Regions from separate parts of the Homo sapiens genome. Here region 2 is linked to region 1. A link is an interaction called in ENCODE POLR2A ChIA-PET data of the cell type or tissue named here. Cell type or tissue: OCI-LY7. All regions are shown on one strand.

Region 1 (4,000 bases):
TCCTGAAATTTATAGGAAATTGCGTGGGGCCCCAAATAGCCAAAACAATGTTGAAAAAGAGAAACAAAGTTGGAGAACTCCCACTTTCTGATTTCTTTCTTTCTTTCTTTTTTTAAGAGATGGAGTCTTGCTCTGTCACCCAGGCTGGAGTGCAGTGGCGTGATCTTAGCTCACTGCAACCTCTGCCTCCCGGGTTCAAGCAATTCTCCTGCCTCAGCCTCCTGAGTAGCTGGAACTACAGGTGCACATTGCTGCTCCTGGCTAATTTTTTGCATTTTAGTAGAGACAGGGTTTACTACAAAACTACAGTAATCAAAGCAGTGTGATACCATCATAAGGATGGACATATAGACCAACAGAATAAAGTTGAGAGTCCAGAAATGAACCCAAACACCTATGGTCACCTGATTTTCAACAAGCGTGCCAAGAACATTCAATGGGGGAATAAACAGTCTCTTCAAAATAGTGCTGGGAGAACTGGAAAACTACATGCCAAAGAATGAAGTTGGATCCCTACCTCACTTCATATACAAAGAGTAACTTGAAATGGATCAATGACCTAAATACCAGAGCTGAAAGTATAAAACTACATTAGAAGAAAACATAGGGGTAAATCTTTATGAGTTTGGATTTGGCAATGGATTCTTAAAAGACCCCAAAGCACAAGCAACAAAAGAAAAAATAGATCAATTAGATTTCACAAAAATTAAAACTTTTGCAAATTAAAGGATATTATCAATAAAGTGAAAAGGCAACCTACAGAATGGGAGGGAATATTTACAAACCTTATCTCATAAGGGTTTAGTGTCCAGAATATATAAAGAATGCTTACAATTTGAAACAAAAATACAAACAATTTGCAAATGGGTAGTGAGGCCAGGCATGGTGGCTCTTGCCTGTAATCCCAGCACTTTGGGATGCCAAGGCAGGTGGATCACCTGAGGCCAGGAGTTCAAGACCAGCCTGGCCAACATGGTGACACCCCATCTCTATTAAAAATACAAAACTTAGCCAGGCATGGTGGCGCCTGCTTGTGATCCCAGCTACTGGGGAGGCTGAGGCAGGAGAATCACTTAAACCAGGAATTAAACGGAGGTTGCAGTGAGCTGAGGTCATGCCACTGCACTCCGGCCTGGGCGACAGAGTCAGACCTGTCCCCTGCCACCCCGCCCCCAGAAAAAGAATGAAGCACTGATACACGCTACAACTTGGATGAACCTCAAACATTTTTGTGTTACGTAAAAGGAGCCAGACACAAAAAGTTACATATTGTATGATTCCTTATACACGACGTACCTTGAATAGGCAAATCCCTTGAGACAGAAAGCAGACTCCTGGTTGTCAGAGAATGAGGAAGGGGAGATGGGGAGTTATTACTTAAAGCCTATAGAATATTCTTCTGGGGGTGATGAAAAAGTTTTGAAACCAGAGAGAGGTGGTGGTGGTTGTATTAGGTTGGTGCAAAAGTAACTGCGGTTTTTGTCAAAACTTTTAATTACTTTTAATGGCAACTACTTTGCGCCAACTTAATGCAACATAGTGAATGCACTAAATGCTGCTGAACTGTACACTTTTAAATGATTAATGGGGCAGGGCTCCGTGGTTCCTGCCTGTAATCCCAGCGCTTAGGGAGGCTAAGGAAGTGGGGGATCACTTGACGCCAGAAGTTTAAGACTAGTGTGGGCAACCTAGCAAGACCTAGTCTCTACAGAAAATTTAAAAATTAGCTGGGGGTGGTGGGGTATGCCTGTAGTCCCAGCTACTCGGGACGCTGAGGTAAGAGGACTGCTTGAGCCCAGGAGTTAAAGGTTACAGTGAGTTATGATTTTGCAACTGCACTCCAGTCTAGGCAATGGACAAGACCCTGTCTCTTTAAAAAAAAAAAAAAATAGCTGGGCGCGGTGGCTCACGCCTGTAAGCGCAGCACTTTGGGAGGCTGAGGCGGGCAGATCACAAGGCCAAGAGATCGAGACCATCCTGGCCAAAATGGTGAAACCCCAACTCTACTGAAAATACAAAAATTAGCTGGGTGTGGTGGCACATGTCTGTACTCCCAGCCACTTGGGAGGCTGAGATAGGAGAATTGCTTGAACCCGGGAGGCAGAGGTTGCAGTGAGCCAAGACTGCGCCACTGCACTCCAGCCTGGCGACAGAGTGAGACTCCATCTCAAAAAAAAAAAAAAAAAAAAAAAGCTGCGTGCAGTGGCTAACACCTGTAATCCCAGCACTCTGGGAGGCAGAGGCAGGCAGATCACCTGAGGTCAGGAGTTCGAGACCAGCCTGGCCAACATGGCAAAACCCCGTCTCTACTAAAAATACAAAAATTAGCTGGGTGTGGTGGCAGGTGCCTGCAGTACCAGTTACACAGGAGGCTGAGGCAGGAGAATCACTAGAACCTGGGAGCTGGAGGTTCCAGTGAGCCGAGATTGCACCACTGCACTCCAGCCTGGGCAGGCGACAGAGGGAGACTCTGTCTCAAAAAAAAAAAAAAAGAAAGAAAGAAAGAAAGAAAGAAAGAAAGAAAGAAATGCAGAACTATATTCTGTCTATGTGACATGCACTTTATGTAAAGACAAGTTGAAAGTAAAAGGATCAAAAACAATGTACTATGCAAATAGTTACAAAGGCTGCAGAGACTATACTAATATCAGATAAAGTAGATGTCAAGAAGACAGTATTACAAAGATAAAGAAGGACTTTTCTTAACGAAAAATGATTCATCCATGTAAGTGTATGTTTTTAATAACAACTTCAAAATAGCTGAAGCAAAAATGGTCTCAAATAAATTGAGAAACATGTAAGTTTTCCATTATGGTTGTGCCACATGTTATTTAATCTATTCCTGATTGATGGACATTTAATTTGTTTCTGATTTTTTTTTTACTATTGCCACAATGAATATATTTGTGCATGTGTACATATATCTATATCTATATCTATCTATACTTATGTAGTAGTGTCTACTTAGGAAAGATTCCTAGAATGGATTTGCTGGGTCAAAGGTCATTGTGTCATTTGATTAACATTTTATCAAAATCGTATTTTGATTCAGTACAGCCAAATTCTTCTTCTAAAAGACTTCATCAATTTACCCTCCTACCAACAGTGTATGAGTGTACATTTCTTTTGTTGTTGTTCTAACACTGTTTTCCCATCGCTCCTCGGCTAGAAATCAAAATTTCTCGCATGCATTCAAAGCCCCACAGTCTGGCCCCTCCTTATGTCGCCAGGCCCTCCAGTGCTCCTACTCCCCTCTACTCTCGTCTCCAGCCCCAGTGACATTTCAGTCTCTATTGATTTGCTCCAGGACCTTTGCACCTGCTGTTTCCTCTGCCTGAAATACTTTACCCTTGATGCTTCTTTCAGTTTATTCCTACTTATCCTTCAGATATCATGTCCCGACTTTGTAGAAGCCTTCTCTAACCTTCCTGAATAAGTCAATATCTCCATTGTAGTTTCTCACAGAGCCTCTCATATATAGCATTTATCTAAGATACAATTTTGCATTTGTTTTATTTATTTATTTATTTATTTATTTGTTTGAATACTTTTTTGTAGAGACATGGTCCCTATGTTTATGAGGCTAGTCTCAATCTCTTGGCCTTAAGCAATCCTCCTGGCTCAGCCTCCCACAAGTGAGCCACCATGCCTGGCCTGCACTGGTTTTCTTTCCTTCTTTCTTTTATTTTTGAGACAGGGTCTCACTCTGTTGCCCAGGCTGGAGTGCAGTGGCATGATCATAGCTTACTGCAGCCTGGACTTCCTGGGCTCAGGTGATTCTCCTGCCTCAGCCACCCAAGTAGATGGGAATACAAGTGCCCATGAGCAGGCCCAGCTAATGTTTTGTATTTTTTGGTAGAGATGAGGATTTGCCATATTGCCCAGGCTGATCTCAAACTCCTGGGCTCAAGGGATCCTCCTGCCTCGGCCTCCCAAATTGCTGGGATTACAGGTATGAGCCACCCTGCCCGGCCGTTCACTAACTGAGCTTTCTTACCAG
Region 2 (4,000 bases), 240 kb before region 1:
TTCATTTCTTCTCGCCCTCGCCAGCACTAGGTGTTTTTAAAAAATGATTTTTGTGAAGTCAAATAGTGTTTTCAGTGTCGGATTGAACATTGTGCTCATTTATGAGTGTTCTGTGGATACCTTTACCCATGTCTCTATTGAGGGTGGTAGGATTTTTCATAAAATTGCATGCACATTTTTCATGTATTAAAGGCATTATGCCTTTTCACATTCTTTAGATTTTTCCAACTTCTTTATCTTTGTATTTTGTTAAATGTTTTTGGATACATAAAACTAAAAAAAGAAAATCATAAGATTAAATATTTCAATCTTGTCCTTTGAGACTTTTCCATCTTTTTAAGCTTATAAAGTCATATTTCATATGGAAGTTTGAAATATATTCATCTATAACCCCATTCATTCTATTTAAAACTTTTTAAAGAAACTCTTGGCTCCACTAGGAATTTTTTTGGATGGAAGGTATGAGGTAAGGATCTTCCTGGGGGCCACATTTGGGAGTTCAGATCTGAGGGGCAGAAGCCTCTGGCTTTGGACAAACAGGGGCAGGTGTCACTGGGGTTAGGGGTGGCATAGCACGGGCAGAGGTAGTGTTGATGGGTGAAGAGCAGGTCCCAGCTGGGACTGCTCTCAGGATCTGGGGGTCTCCTTCTTCTCAAATGGTGTCATGGACTAAATTGTGTCACCCCCACATTTATATGTTGAAGTCCTAACCCTCAGTACCTTAGAATGTGACTGTATTTGGAGACTGGGTCTTTGAGAGGTAATGAAGTTAAAATGAGGTCTTTAGGGTGGGCCCTAATCCAGGGTGACTGATGCCTGTGTAAGAAGAGATTAGGACACAGACGCATCCAGAGGGAAGGAGGTGTGAAGACACAGAGAGAAGGCTGAGAAGTAACCAACCCTGCCTGACACCTTCATCTTGGACTTCCAGCCCCAGAATTTCGAGAAAATAAATTGTTTCGGCCACCCAGTGTGTGTTCCTGTGCTCTGTACCCTAACAGACTCACACAGGCAGGTTCTTTGCTAAACGTCCTCAGAGCTGGTCTGTAGTGGAGCTTGCAGAGGCCCCCATCACGATCTGCTGGGAAGACCAAGCAAGGAGAGCAACGTCAACTTTTAAAAATTATCTTCAAATTGTGTGTAATGCACGTGCACTGAAGAAAAATCAGGACATGTAGATAAATAAATCACTAAGATCACCTGGGGTGCTAAAGGCCTCAGTGGTCTAAAATCATAGCAGCTGTGTCTCCTGCAGAGCGTGCTTCCTAGTGATGGCCTCCTCCTGTGGGGCTTTGCAGGCCATGCGTCCCTCCCAGAGACAGCTATTGAGGCAGTGTGCTGAGGAGGCCACAGCAGTGCTCAGTCGGCCAGAAGGGTCCCCTTCCCCACATCACCACACAGCTGGCCAAGAGGCTCCACAGCTATTGGATCTGCGGGGCTGGAAATCCATCTGCTCCCACCCCCATCTGAAACACGCTCCCCTTCGCTGCCTCCTAAGGAAGATGTCAGCCTCTGCTTGCATTTGCCACCTCCTCTCCTCCTTGAGGAACCCCATCTGCTAGGAAATGACATGAGCCTAGGCTAGCCCTCACCTTGATCCAGAACCCAAGCTACCCCTTACCTTTGACCTGGTGGCACCCACAGAGCCTCAGAAGGTAGGCTTGGGGAAAAGGCCACAGTGCCTGGTTAACTCAGAGGTAAATGGTTCAGTATCTCCTCCCAACACACCCATTTTCCCATCTGTGGGGCTTTGTTCACACTGTTACCTGTGCCTGGAATGCCTTCCCTTCCTGCCCTCTCTAAAATTTCCTGTTAAGATTCTGCCCACCCTTCACAGCTCAGCTCAAAAGCCATCTCTTCCAGGAAGCCTTCTCTGGCTACCCCTCCCACAACTGAAAGGAACCCCTCCTGAGACCACACCTCCTTGCCTCCTCCAGCTGTAGGTGATACTGGCCATGTGATGCCTAGAATTAAAATACACACATCACCTGCCCCCAGAGAGCAGGCTCCTGGTTGGTTCATTTCTGCATTCTATCCTCCTCCTGCACCCAGCACAGAGGAGGTTCTGACTAGAATTTGACCTTGAGGTGTAAAATTTTGACTTCCTTACAGTGGAGAAGACATCCTGGGAAAACTCCCATTTGTCATTTGGAAAAACTTTTACACAATGCATAACACTTGTTTCTCATAACACTCTTGAGGTAAGTATTATCAGGTTTATACCCATTACACAGCTGAAGAAATCAAGGCTTCTAGAAGTTAAGAGACTGCTTATATCAGCAAACTGACCATCAAAACCTAGAGCTGAGACTCCCAGGCATGGCTTGCAGGAGGCTTGATCTTTCTGCCCTGCAGCAGTCTCACTCCCCCAGGGGTTTCTTCCGTCCCCAGCACCCAGCATGGGGCTTGGCTCCCTGGGGAGTTCGAGGAACACCTCCCATGGCAGATCTCACTCTTCTGTCTCTGCTCCTCTTTCACTGTCCCTGAGTGCGGAGGGGCTGCTGGAGGCTGCCTGAGGCTGTCAGGGTTGGTACTTCCACCTCCATACCTGGAGGCCTTGCCCACTGCCTCCATTCTGCTGTCACGTGGGGGCTGCACATGCCCTGCTTACTGCAGAGACTGGTGCCCTGTTTCTGGGGAGGGCAGGTCTGAGGCTTCTGTCCCCAGAAAACCAAGGATAGAGCCACAGTGTCAGGAAACGAAGCAGCTGCCCTGCCTCACCAGTTCATAGGTTTGGGGTCCGATTTCAGTTAAAAAAACATGCCTACTTCTCTTTGAAGTTTGTGCTGTAAGTCAGGAGCACTGAGAAGGGAGGAGCCAGGCCAGCACTCTGCCATGGCTCACCCTCTCTCCCTCAGGAATCACCTTCGCCACCATCCATTGCAGAAATGAATGGAGGCCGTGCAGCTGCTTTATTAAATATGAATGAGTTGCTGTCCACGGCCCCCACGCGGTCACTCGCCCACTCCATCTCTGGCAATTACTGAGTTGCACACTGTGCCAACGGGCGCAGCGGTCCCTGCCTGCCCTTGCACACTCTGACATCGCCCGGCAGGGGCAGAGCTCAAGTCTGCAGCTGCCCTACCCGCTGATGAAAAGCCACCTCTGGGCTCCTTTGCACCTGAAATTTTCAGTTCCAAAGGCTTAAGGACAGGACAGAAGGATTGTGGACTCTTGCTCTCCGAGGTCTGACTGGATATGGCCTGTGGCTTTGGGGCCCAGAGGCGAGGTCTCCTGGTGTGAATGGCTTCTGAGTTCTGTCTGGATCCAGGCATTTTAGGTTCCAGGAGGCTCGACAGGATCAAAGTGAAAAGCACATATGGGATGGGGGCGGTGGCTCATGCCTGTAATTCCAGCACTTTGGGGGTGCTGACGCAGGAGGAAGGCTTAAGGCCAGGAGTTTGAAATCAGCCTGGGCAACATAGTGAGAGCCTGTTTCTACAAAAAGTTTTAAAAAATTAGCTGATAATATGTTAGTTTGTAAGTAGGGAAAAATTATTTTAAAAACTAGCTGGGCTTGGTGGTGAACGCCTGTAGTCCTAGCTACTTGAGAGGCTGAGGCAAGAGGGTGGCTTGAACCCAGGAATTCAAGGTTGCAGTGAGCTATGATTGTGCCACTGATAGCAGAGTCCTGGTTGGCCCTGTTCACTTCTGTGTCCCCAGTGCTGGGGACAGAATAGATGCTCAATCAGTGTGTGCTGAATGAATGAATTAGGTGGGAATTACCATTTGGGAACTGAAGAAGTAGACATTAAATCACAGCTAGGAGTCAAATCCAGAGTGGTGGCTCACCCATGACTCAACCTGCCAAGCCTGGGGACATCTCAAGGGTGGATTCTGTGCCTGCTGTCCCCTGCCCAGGGCACAGCCCAATTCTGCAACATGGGTTTGTTTTGACAAAACAATCAAATCCATGCATGACTACGGTACAGTCAAAGTTGTCAAAGGTCATCCTCAAACTAGTAAAAACAAACAAGATCAAATTCTTTTTCTGAACTTA

What was found. ChIA-PET counts read pairs that join two places held together with the same protein. Peaks named below come from ENCODE experiments on the same cell type or tissue, not always from the same donor. Only the 100,000 strongest peaks of a DNase experiment are listed, where the experiment ranks them.
Region 2: POLR2A ChIA-PET joins it to region 1 with 5 read pairs; 2 of 35 experiments call an interaction of 5 or more read pairs at or near these places.

Annotation. Positions count from the first base shown.
Region 1 is chr9:37,067,221-37,071,220 of GRCh38, forward strand. No RefSeq gene overlaps it. Among named protein-coding and RNA genes, the nearest start is that of PAX5, 35 kb to the left of the region's middle. In OCI-LY7, no CTCF peak of the experiment used is centred here; no DNase peak of the experiment used is centred here; H3K4me3 peaks cover 248 bases; H3K27ac peaks cover 1,147 bases.
Region 2 is chr9:36,829,283-36,833,282 of GRCh38, forward strand. It overlaps PAX5 (paired box 5), which reads right to left. Exons shown (of 10, transcript NM_016734.3): 10 at 3,987-4,000. LOC105376030 (a long non-coding RNA gene) reads left to right here. Exons shown (of 3, transcript XR_001746662.3): 3 at 1-970. Among named protein-coding and RNA genes, the nearest start is that of MIR4475, 7.7 kb to the left of the region's middle. In OCI-LY7, no CTCF peak of the experiment used is centred here; no DNase peak of the experiment used is centred here.